Regions from separate parts of the Homo sapiens genome. Here all the other regions are linked to region 3. The links are chromatin contacts, found by Hi-C or POLR2A ChIA-PET in ENCODE. All regions are on one chromosome and are shown on one strand. The core of a region is the stretch at or near the end of the contact, and the rest is flanking DNA. Distances in the headings are between cores, read along the strand shown. Region 1 holds the start of NDUFA13 (NADH:ubiquinone oxidoreductase subunit A13). Region 2 overlaps GATAD2A (GATA zinc finger domain containing 2A). Region 3 holds the start of ZNF101 (zinc finger protein 101). Region 4 overlaps GATAD2A (GATA zinc finger domain containing 2A).

Region 1 (2,700 bases), core at 126-2,625, 150 kb before region 3:
TACTTCTTGGGGTCGTAGGGGATGCCCAGGAGCACCTCGGGTGACGCGTAGGCGGCTGAGCCGCAGTAGGTGGTGCTCAGGTCTGGGTAGCCATGGGCCTGGCGGCCGAAGCCGAAGTCGGTGAGCTTGACGCGGCGCTCGTCCGGGCTCAGCAGCACGTTTTCGCACTTGAGGTCGCGGTGCACCAGGTGATGATCGTGCAGGTAGCGCACGGCGCCGGCGATCTGCGCAAAGAGGTCGCGCGCCTGAACTCCGGGGATGCGCCCGTTGCGCTGCACGGCTTGCAGCAGGTCGGTGGCGGCCGCTTCCATCACGATGTACAGTTTCCCGTTGCACACCTCGATGAACTCGAAGACGTGCACGATGTGCGGGTGTCGCACGCCCCGCAGGATGGACAGCTCTCGCGGCAGGAACTTGTTGACGAAGTCCGGGGGCGCTCGCCGCCGGTCCACCACCTTGATGGCCACGGTACCCTTGTACTTCTTGGATGTGGCCACCTTCACCTTGGAGTAGCTGCCCTCTCCAATTGTGCGGCCCAGCTTATAACCGAGTTCGCTCAGAAGTTTGTCTCCCGACATGGTGGCGCCTAGGGCGCACGGGGGGCAGGAGGCGGCTGCTGTCGGGGGGCGGCCGGACTCCAATCTCGGGTCTAAGCCATGGCGCTTGGCACCTACACCCCCGCACCCCCATGTGCCCACTGCCAGACATTGGCCGCTGTTGTGCCTTTTATTGCCCCGTAACAATTTTTGCCTTGTGAAGTGACTGCGGGCGTCACTCCGCCTTAGGGTGGGGGTCCGGGACCCCGCCCCGGGGCCACCCTAGCCTCCCTGCTTTGTGACTCATAATCATCCTGAATGGTCAGTTTCCGATGAGAGGCCACTAGCAAGGGATACCCATCACCACCAGGGAGCAGAATCCGTTCCAGGGATTGGGGTGAGTCCGACTTCGAGCAGCAGCTGCCCCCCAACATCATGTACCCAGCCCGTGACTACGTGGAGCCCTGGGCTTCGCGTAGAGTCCCTAGACGGGGCGAAAACGGGAAAAGGGGCCTTAACTGGGGCACCTGGCTCCTTTGAGAGCTCGGAGTTTCTGACTGGCCTGCGCAACACCCCAGAGGCAAGGTGAACGCGAGGGCCTATAATGCAAGAACCAAGGCGAGTCACGCCCTGTCTGGGCAAAAGAGGAGTAAAGACCCCTCAGCTGCAGCCCGGCAGCGCATTCCTACCCAGGGTCCGCCGCCAGAGCTTTCCCGCGCGGTCGGATAGTTACACTACTGTCCGGGACTTCCTAGCCGTGCCGCGGACCATCTCAAGTGCTTCCGCCACACTCATCATGGCGGTGGCAGTAAGTCACTTCCGCCCGGGACCGGAAGTGTGGGATACTGCGAGTATGGCGGCGTCAAAGGTGAAGCAGGACATGCCTCCGCCGGGGGGCTATGGGCCCATCGACTACAAACGGAACTTGCCGCGTCGAGGACTGTCGGGTCAGTATCACTCTGCGCCGGGGTCTCAGAGTCTGGGCACTCGGGGCTCGGGGGCGGGGTTCCGGGGACACAGGCGGGCCTCAGTTTTCCCGGCGGTGTGACCGGAGGCGGAGCCCGGGGATCCATCATAGCTTCTGTAATAACGCTAAGTGCTGCAGTTTGTTGAGGTCTTTCCCAGCTCCTCTTCCTTCTCGTAACAGCCCAGGAAATCGGTCCCTCTAGTTATTTACGTTTTACAGTGGGTTAAACTGAGTCATAGCCTGTGCTCTGGCCCTCAGCCACCCTTGGATTTCTAAGATGGGGAAACTGAGGCCCAAAGAAGGCCGCGGCTCCCCAAGGCAAAGCTGAGGCCGCAACCCGGAACCTGGAGGGAATTTACAAGATGTTCTATGCAGTGGTTCCCTGCTGGCAGCCCCCGCCTGCATGGTGTCACAGGAATCCATATTCTTTAAATTTTCAATTTTTTTTTTTTGAGACGGAGTTTTGCTCTTGTTGCCCAGGCTGGAGTGCAATGGCGCCATCTCGGCTCACCGCAACCTCCGCCTCCTGGGTTCAAGCGATTCTCTTGCCTCAGCCTCCTGAGTAGCTGGGATTACAGGCATGTGCCACAACGCCTGGCTAACTTTGTGTTTTTAGTAGAGACGGGGTTTCTCCATGTTGGTCAGGGTGGTCTCGAACTCCCAACCTCGGATGATCCGCCCACCTCGGCCTCCCAAAGTGCTGGGATTACAGGCGTGAGCCACCATGCCCGGCGTAAAGTTTTCAAATGTTTAAGTAACACGTTAAATTTTGTTATCGGGCTCAGCACAGAAAATTGAAAAAGAGAACTTAAAAGGCGCCCATACTCAGTCCCCAGGTTAACAGACAAATAGAAACTTTTAAACGTAATCTAAGAGTGAATACATACATTTCTTTTTTTTTTTTTAAGACGGTATGGTTCTGTTGCCTGGGCTGGAGTGATTTCTTGGCAACCTCCGCCTCCTGGGCTCAAGCCATCCTCCCACCCCAGCCTCCTGAGAAGCTGGGATTACAAGCATGCGCCCAGCTTTCTGTATTTTCTATAGAGATGGGATCTCGCCATCTTGCCCAGGCTGGTCTCGAAGTCCTGGGCTCAAGTGATCCACCCACCTCGGCTTCCCAAAGTGATGGGACTATCGGCATGAGCTACCGTGCTCGGCAGAATGCATGTCTCTTAACAAATCAAACTTTACATTTAA
Region 2 (2,700 bases), core at 140-2,639, 180 kb before region 3:
GGTATGTCTTTCCTGCATACCAGGCAGGCCTGTTCAGAGAACCACAAAGGTCCCAGCCTCCAAGGACAGCTCCTTCCCGGCACTGGCTGAGGGGACACTAAATATTAACCACGTACTGGCCGCTGGTTGCTGAGCAGCTGAAAGCCATAACCTTTTGCTGTGGAAGTGGGATCGTGTCTCAATTTAAGTTTATAATCCCGGCCTCTCCTCCAGGAAATTCTATGGAAGTTCCTGGCAGGTAACAGAATTTCTGTGCTTGTGAGGTCAGGGCCAGTGCCAGCGGGTCAGGGAGTGGGGGTGGTGCGTGTCAGCGAGCGGGTGAGACCATTTACGCTGATAACAGCCTGGCCTGCTTCCAGGGATTTTTGTAGGTCACATAAAATCTCTTGATCACTACGTTTTACATTAAGGCTTCTCAAGATGGGCAGGACGGGCTTATGGGATTTGTCCTGAACTATCACATCACTTCCAAATAAACTTGGTGCCCGGGACGGCTGCTGTGGAGTGAATGGCAGACGCTGTCCCTGGGCCACGATGCCATCCCTCTCAGCATGTTGGGCTAGATTTCCACTGGTTTTGTTTACTTTAGACAGTTTTTATAATTAAATATTTCCCTGAAATAATGCCTGCAATCATTTTGAGCCACATGCTCTTTTTCCTGAATTAAAGATCTCTTTTAGAAAGTACTGAGACTCTTAAAGCCTCTCTCCTTTAAAAAGTGAGCTTAACAAAGTTTTTCATTTTAGAAACTTAGAGGGGCCAGTGACCCTGCTGTGTGCGGTGTATGTAGAGGTGACTGGAGCCTGTGGTGCAGCAACAGTCCCCTGTGGGCTGGCGCCACACAGGAAGTGCCTGCAGCTCCACAGCCCTGGGGTGAGCCTGGCGCCTCCATTTTCTGACAGTACCTGAACCTTTACCTCCCTTCTCAAAATGAAGGCTGCGTGTCACAAACCGGTTGGAACTGGCCGTTGCCATGGTTTTCACGTTGGAAGGCACAGTTAAAGGGTCATGTGACCAAGGAGGGAAATGCCTTTGTCACATGACTTTTTGGTGGCCTGATTAGCATACAGGAAGTTCACTCCCTGCTGGCTGCTGGGATGCTGAGTGATCATTGATGGGTGGTGACATCATCTCTTGGATGAGTTATTGATTAGTCGCAGGCCAAGATGGGGCCAGGGAGCGCTGTGGGCAGAGCAGCCCTCTCAGGCAGCTTCAGCTGCTAGGTGGTCTGGACCCCTCGCCTACCCTCTTCCTTCAGGCAGGTTTGAATTTTATTAGACATCTCACCTCTGGAAGAAGCACACGCCCTCAATAAGATGATAAGAAGGGTTAAGTCCCTTAGAGCTTGGCTGTCATTTCATTTCAGCTCATGCTAGCCCAGGAATTGTGTCTGTAACTCTATACAAGATGCTGCCTTGGCCCCCTGCTCCCCTGTTCACTTTGGAGGCCACCTGGGTGGAGGCCAGCTGCTGCACCTCTGTGCTGAAGCCTTGGGACTGCCTGCCTCTGAGGTGCTCAGTGTGTGTACACGTCCAGGGAACCTGGAATTAGAGCCCTGAGGTCACCTTGAAAGTCGATCTTGGGCGGCATGGGGCCGGCAGCAAGGAGAGACATGCTGGCGGTTTGCTAAGACCTGAGTGAGGTGTCCTGGGTTACTTTAGAAACAAACTACCCGGTTCTGGGCTTCAGAATGTGGGCTGATAACCCCTTGCCTGGGGGATTGTATACTTCGAAATCGTACCTTTCTGTCCACGCCCAGGTCTCTGGTGAGAAGCTGCTTCATCAGGGCTAGGACCAGCGTTCAGGTACAGCCACCACGTAGCTGTGGTGGGTGGAATTAGGAGGGACCAGAGGAGAGCAAGTAAAGCGGTTCCTGAGTCCAGCATCTGGCGAGTCCAGGGTAGCATTGGTGAAGCCTTAACCTCTGGTGCTCTGTGTCTACCCTTCCCTGAGGACGCAGCTCATGGGTGTGGAGGGGACCTCAGAGGTCCCGAGGGCTGCTAGAGCAGAGTCAGGTTCTTCATCCTAGCGACTCTCCTCAACCCTGCCGGGGTCTAATTATCAACTAGACCCTGGCACAGCAAGAGCCAGGACAACTTTGAGCTGCGGCAACCAGTTAACTTTGTCCGAGTTTGTTCTCTGGGTCACAGTGCCACCTAGAGGACGTGTCTGTCCTTGGCTGGTTTTCCTGCTGACAAAAAAAATGGACTTGATTCACTTCGATGAATGTACAATGAGGCCGAGGCGGGCGGATCATCTGAGGTCAGGAGTTCAAGACCACCCTGGCCAGCATGGTGAAACCCTGTCTGTACAAAAATACAAAAAAAAAATTAGCCCGGCATGATGGTGCATGCCTGTAATCCAGCTACTCAGGAGGCTGAGGCAGGAGAATCACCTGAACCGGGGAGGTGGAGGTTGCAGTGAGCCGAGATTGCACTACGGCACTCCAGCCTGGGCGACAGAGCAAGACTCCATCTCAAAAAAGAAGAAAGAGAATACAATGAACCCAGATCATCAGGGACAGTTTGCCTTGTGCCGTCAGCAAATGGAGCTGCTTGGTTGGGGACAAAGTGCCATCTTTGGGACTTGCGTTGGGTCAGCGACACCACAGCAGGTGTTCAGCCTTGCGCCTTCAGTAGTGTCAGCTGTACACATACATCCTAGAGGATCGTTCACAGGAAAGGGAAAATCAGACTAGTG
Region 3 (2,700 bases), core at 167-2,666:
AGGTTGCAATGAGCTGAGATCGTGCCACTGCACTCCAGCCTGGGCGACAGAGCCAGACTCCGTCTCAAAAAAAAAGAAAAAAAAAGTGGTTTACTCCAGTTTTTCCCTGCATTTAATAATTTTGTTCCCTTTAAGGCATGTTTTTATTTTCTTGGCTGAAAAGGAGTAGCCTGAGAAGAAGTAACGTGTAGGAAGCCTTGGCCATGGGACCAATAGCCTCATAAATTCCTGATCTCTGGAGGACATCAGGGCCTCCTACCTGTTCCATTGTGACCTGGGAGTCTCTCCAGCTCCAAGGTGGAGGGATGGCTTCACTGAACACGGAGTCTGGAATTCCGTGCACACTCATGTGACCGGTGTTCCGGAAAAAGAAGCAGGAGGCGGCTGGGCGCGGTGGCTCACGCCTGTAATCCCAGCACTTTGAGAGGCCGAGGCCGGCGGATCACGAGATCAGGAGTTCGAGACCAGCCTGGCCAACATGGTGAAACCCCATTTCTACTAAAAATACAAAAATTAGCCGGGAGTGGTGGTGGGCGCCTGTAATCGCAGCTACCCGGGAGGCTGAGGCAGGAGAATCGCTTGAAACCGGAAAGCGGAGGTTGCAGTTAGCTGAGATCGTGCCATTGCATTCCAGCCTGGGCAACAAGAGCGAAACTCCGTCTCAAAAAAAAAAAAAAAAAGCAGCAGGAAGGACCCACTGAGTACAGGAAGCCGACAGGGCCTGCTCCGGAAAACCAGGAGCTGTAAGGTCAGCCGAAAGGACGAAGAGACCTGAAGTCAGTCAAGTAAGTTTTATTAACCTGCTGGGCTGCTCCCCCACAGTTAGAGGAGGCAGCCCCGCTTACAGACTACAGCAGGGCTTTATAGGGCGAGGAACTGGGCTGGGGTGTGAGAACTGAGTCGGGGGTGCAGGTGTCCTGACCGCATCCTGGAGATGTTTTTGCCAGCTTTGTTATGCAAGGTGGGCAGGTGTTGTGACCGCATCCTGGAACTGTCTGCCGGTTCAGCTGAAGTCTTTTGAACAAACAGTTACTGGAAGGGTCAGTGGGGAGGAGGTCTACTTCTAGCCCGGGGGGAGTTGTGTGGCGGTCACAAAGGACTGTATTGTAAGACTGATGGGGGAAGGAGGGGAACAGTCTGGTTGGGTTGACCCTAACGGGAGCAAGTTCTGCTTCCATGCAAGTCCAGGTCCAAGGTCCCAGCGAGGGGCTGTGGGTAGCACCTGTCAGTCACACCCCACACAGCGAGCGGATTATTTGAGGATTCCGATCACCTCTCCTGTCGCTCAAGCCCCAGGGGCGGGACCTGGGGCACCAGCCAGTCAGAGGCGCTGTGCGGCAAACTGTCCAATCAGGTGCGCCGGGAGGAGGGGCAACTTCCAAAGCCCGAAGCGGTCTCATTTCCCGCCGGCCCCCCATTCGGGTCCGGGTTTTAGTTCCTCGGGGAGCCCCTGGTGCCCCGGATACGGCTGATTTTGTCGTGTGGGACCTGTTCTGGCTGCTCCAGCCCCAGGAAGGACCCAGGACACCCGGAAGCCGGAAATGGTGAGCGTGCGGAGCCGGGCGTCCGGAGACCTGAGGAGGAGCTGGTCGGAACCGGCAGTGGCTGGACCTGGGCCTCCCCGCGGCGACTGTGGGGGTCTGGGACCCGAGTCCCCCAGGCGCAGCTCGACCCTTGGTCCCCTCGGTCGCCGGGTGGAGCTGGACCAGCCGCCGGGACCCCGGGTGTCCTGTCCCGGCCCCGGAGCCCTCTCAGGGCAGCTCCGCGCCCGCAGCCCCGCGTCTCCCCAGATCGTGCGGGGGCCTCAGGAGGGTCTTAGGGGGAATCCCGCCTCGGGTGTGGGGTTCGTGCGGGAGGAGCCGTGGCCTGTGGGGTCCCCAGTTCCTCCTCCCTTAGGCGGTCCCCGTTTCCTTCGGAGTCTTCCAAAGGTGTGGGAAGCTGGGTTTCAAACCCACGACCCCGTCCCCCAGCTTCGCTCCTCCCAGGGCTGCAGTAAATCCCTAAATTTCCCCGCATTCCCCAACCCTAAGTTCTCCCTCCAGTACATCCACTTCACATTATTATTATTATCATTATTTCTATTATTTTTGAGACGGAGTCTCACTCTGTCGCCCAGGCTGGAGTGCAGTGGCACTGTCTGGGCTCACTGCAGCCTCCGTCTTCCGGGTTCAAGTGATTCTCCTGCCTCAGCCTCCTGAGTAGCTGGAATTACAGGTGCCCGCCACCACGTCCGGCTAACTTGTATTTTCAGTAGAGACAGGTTCACCATGTTGGCCGTGCTGAAGTCCTGATCTCAGGTATCTGCCTGCCTCGGTCTCCCAAAGTGCTGGGATTACAGGCTTGAGCCACTGCGCCTGGCAAGACCCAGTGTTTTAACTGTCATCTTTTCCAAGGAGCCCTAGATGGCACTTCTTAAAAAGTTCATTTTCCGTTTGTGAACATTTCACATGCGAGCAAAGCAGAAAATAACCCCCTGACACTCCGATGTTAAAAAAAAAAAATCACTGTGCCTGCCCTCTTTTTACCTTCCCTAGGCGCGGCCACCTTATCAGACAGTCTTTGGGTGGAGGCTTCTCTTGGGAACTTCACAGGGTATTGGGTCCTCAGCCCACCCTCCTATCTTTCTGGTCCTGGGTTTCAGGACCGTCCAGGGACTTCTTCCAGCTGCCCTCGGAAGAACGGGTGAAAAGTCTGTCCTGG
Region 4 (2,700 bases), core at 89-2,588, 220 kb before region 3:
GTGCGTGCCTTTAGTCCCAGCTACTCAGGAAGTTGAGGTGGGAGGATTGCTTGAGCCCTGGAGGTTGAGGCTGCAGTGAGTCATGATTGTGGCTCTGCACTCCAGCCTGGACAACAGAGTGAGACCTCGTCCCTTAAAAAAAAAAAAAAAAAAGCCACCATGGCAGTTTTGTTTTATTTGGATTTTAGGCAGTGTAGGGCCTGTGATAAGGCCTGGCTGAGGTGGGGCTCTGCTGGTAGTAACTCTTGTGATTCCAGCCCTCTGAGGCCACTTCCTCTTTCTGCCTTGGCTCCTCCTTGGTGAATTCTCCCTTATGTGTCCCACATTCTCATACTCCCAGGCATTGGATCTTTAGCTGGGAGATGGTTCTGAGTTCCCATGTGTACAGTGGGCTTGCTGCAGCCTCCTGCAGTTGTCCTGTAGGACTCGTGGTTGGTGGTGACATAGAGGCTGCCTACCCTGATGGCTGATGGCTGATGGCAGTGTGGTTGTTTGGGGTCTTGTTGTATAAAAGGAGCATGTTTACTGAAGGACCCAGTTCTGTGCTGTTGGGGTCACAGCAAACCTGCTTTTGCCTGTTAGTATTTTAGTAGCTCTAGAGGGGTTCATGGCTATTGGAATTAGTATTTTTGTTTTTGTTTTCTTTTCTCACCTCTTTAAAAAAGCATGTAAAATTCACATGGTAGAATATTCACCAGTTTTAACGTTTTTAAAGTGTGTTGTTTAGTGGCATTTAACCCATTCACAGTATTGTGCAACCATCACCTGTAATTCTAGAACATTTTCATCACCCCCACCCCAAAAGAAACCTTGTCCCCATTAGCAGTCACTGCCTTTTCCTTGACTCTGCTCTCCACCCTCCCAGCAGCCACTTATTCTACTTTCTGTCTCTGGGTTTGCCTCTTCTGGCATTTCATATAAATGGGATCATGCAATATGTGGCCTTTTTGTCTGACTTTTTTTCACTTAGCATGATGTTTTCAAAGTTCAGTCACATTGTGTCAGAGTTTCATTCCTTTTTATGGCCAAATAATATTCCATTGTCTAGATGGACCACATTTTGTTTATCCATTCATCCATTGATGGACATTTGGGTTGTTTTCTGCTTTTTGGCTATTGTGGATAATGTTGCTTTTAACATTCACCTGCACATTTTTTTTTGAATACCTATATTCAGCTCTCTTGGATATACCTACAAGTGGACTTGCAGGACACTCGGGAGCATGGTGATGCCGTGGGCTGGAGGCCCTGCCCAGGCTCATGTGGGAACTCTGCGTTTAACTTTTTGAGGAACTGGCAGACCGTTTTCCACATCACTCTACTGTTTTACTTTCCACTGTTTTCCACGTCACTCTACCGTTTTACTTTCCACCGTTTTCCATGTCACTCTTACCATTTTACTTTGCACTATGCAGTGTATGAGGGTCCCAATTTCTCTACATCCTTACCAATACTTAATTGGCTTTTTTGATTGTAGCCATCCTAGTGGGTGTGAAGCGGTTTCTCATGGTGGTTTTGATTTGCATTTCCCTCATGACTAATGACACTGAGACAGAGTCTTTTTCACATGCTCATTGGTGATTCGTCTCTCTTCTTTGGAGAAATGTCTGTTCAAGTCTTTTGGCTGTTTTTTAATTGGGTTGCTTGTCTTTTTGTTGCTGAGTTGTAAGGATCCTTCATATGTTCTGGACACTAGACCCTTATCAGGTGTATGATTTGCTATAATTTTTTCCCATTCTATGGGTGTTTTTTTTTTTATTCTATAATGCCCTTTGCACAAAAGATTTTAATTTTGATGCAGTCCAAATTATCTTTTTTCTTTTTTTGATATTGTGCTTATATGTAAGACTGTTTGCCAAACACCAAGTCATGACATTTTTCTCCTGTGTTTTTTCTTCTAAGAGTTTTATGGATTTAGCTCCTAATACTTGGGTCTTTCATCCATTTTGAGTTAATTTTCATATATGGGGTGATGTAAAGATTTTGTTTTGTTTTTATTTTTTTGTAGAGACAGTCTCACTATGTTGCCCAGGCCGATCTCAAACTCTTGGCCTCAAGCGATCCTCCCTCCTCGGTCTTCCAAAGTGTTGGGATTACAGGCGTGGGCCACTGCATAGTGCCTGGCCAGGTTTTGTTTGGTTTTGATCATTATCTTTTCTGTCAGGATGAAGACATTTTGGCATTAACCGGGAAGGAGGTTGAAGGGCAGTGGTAGTTGGGAGTTCTGAAAGTACTATTTCAAATCTGTTTAACAAATGCGTATACATTGCTTCTTCTGTGCAAAGCATTGTGCCTGCATGGGCCCTTGGATGGTAGTGCTAGAGAAATAGGTGTCCCTTGATATCCTGGGGGTGGAAGCCCACAAACAGAGAGGTGAATAAATAGCATGTCAAGTGGTGATGAGGCAGGAAAGGGGATAGAGACCCCCTGGGGGGCATGTGTGGAGGGGAAGCGTTTCTCACTTTGCATTATCAGCTGAGACCTGGGGGAGTGGAGATGCAAAGGCCCTGAGGTGGGAGTGAGCCAGGATGTCAGTGTGGCTCCAGCTGAGAGAACAGGAGAGGGGTTGGTTGGACTTGGGGGACGGGCACAGGGGTGGCTGGATTATGGTCAGGCCAGCAGGACCTTCTGGCCAGGGCTTTGCTTCCGTATTATTAAGTATCATGTTTTACCAAAGAAGCACTGATACAGACCCCCCAC

What was found. A loop is a pair of places that touch in the nucleus more often than their neighbours do. ChIA-PET counts read pairs that join two places held with the same protein, here RNA polymerase II (POLR2A). Pooled maps may share reads with other maps.
Region 1: a loop to region 3 is called in a pooled map, with 3 times the contacts of the local background. The contact joins the promoter of NDUFA13 here to the promoter of ZNF101 in region 3. A Hi-C loop is called at or near these places in 1 of 168 maps with a recorded cell type or tissue (B cell), 2 of 37 single-sample maps with no recorded cell type and 11 of 50 pooled maps. POLR2A ChIA-PET finds 5 or more read pairs at or near these places in 24 of 52 experiments (B cell, CD4-positive, alpha-beta T cell, CD4-positive, alpha-beta memory T cell and 18 more).
Region 2: a loop to region 3 is called in a pooled map, with 3 times the contacts of the local background. The contact joins the enhancer-like site here to the promoter of ZNF101 in region 3. A Hi-C loop is called at or near these places in 7 of 50 pooled maps. POLR2A ChIA-PET finds 5 or more read pairs at or near these places in 2 of 52 experiments (CD4-positive, alpha-beta T cell and Caco-2).
Region 4: a pooled map shows a loop between it and region 3 (2.8-fold over the local background). The contact joins the enhancer-like site here to the promoter of ZNF101 in region 3. A Hi-C loop is called at or near these places in 1 of 37 single-sample maps with no recorded cell type and 6 of 50 pooled maps. POLR2A ChIA-PET finds 5 or more read pairs at or near these places in 1 of 52 experiments (activated naive CD4-positive, alpha-beta T cell).

The regions. Positions count from the first base shown.
Region 1 is chr19:19,514,850-19,517,549 of GRCh38, forward strand. NDUFA13 (NADH:ubiquinone oxidoreductase subunit A13) reads left to right here and starts at 1,376. Exons shown (of 5, transcript NM_015965.7): 1 at 1,376-1,483. The coding sequence starts at 1,390. It overlaps TSSK6 (testis specific serine kinase 6), which reads right to left and starts at 699. Exons shown (of 1, transcript NM_032037.4): 1 at 1-699. The coding sequence starts at 578. RefSeq lists a silencer at 945-1,064 and an enhancer at 1,275-1,554.
Region 2 is chr19:19,488,407-19,491,106 of GRCh38, forward strand. All of the region lies in intron 2 of GATAD2A (GATA zinc finger domain containing 2A), which reads left to right. Among named protein-coding and RNA genes, the nearest start is that of TSSK6, 26 kb to the right of the region's middle. RefSeq lists enhancers at 1-553, 420-1,619, 554-1,337, 857-1,136, 1,895-2,144 and 1 more. Within about 2 kb of position 1,390, at least 40 of the 41 ENCODE cell types and tissues checked have a DNase peak (open chromatin) inside an H3K27ac peak, as active enhancers do; they include CD4-positive, alpha-beta T cell, where a contact is called at or near this core.
Region 3 is chr19:19,667,423-19,670,122 of GRCh38, forward strand. ZNF101 (zinc finger protein 101) reads left to right here and starts at 1,417. Exons shown (of 4, transcript NM_033204.4): 1 at 1,417-1,544. The coding sequence starts at 1,542. RefSeq lists enhancers at 1,106-1,672, 1,673-2,238 and a silencer at 1,627-1,826.
Region 4 is chr19:19,444,738-19,447,437 of GRCh38, forward strand. The region is part of intron 1 of GATAD2A (GATA zinc finger domain containing 2A); the gene reads left to right. Among named protein-coding and RNA genes, the nearest start is that of MIR640, 11 kb to the left of the region's middle. RefSeq lists an enhancer at 1,264-1,383. Within about 2 kb of position 1,339, at least 8 of the 41 ENCODE cell types and tissues checked have a DNase peak (open chromatin) inside an H3K27ac peak, as active enhancers do.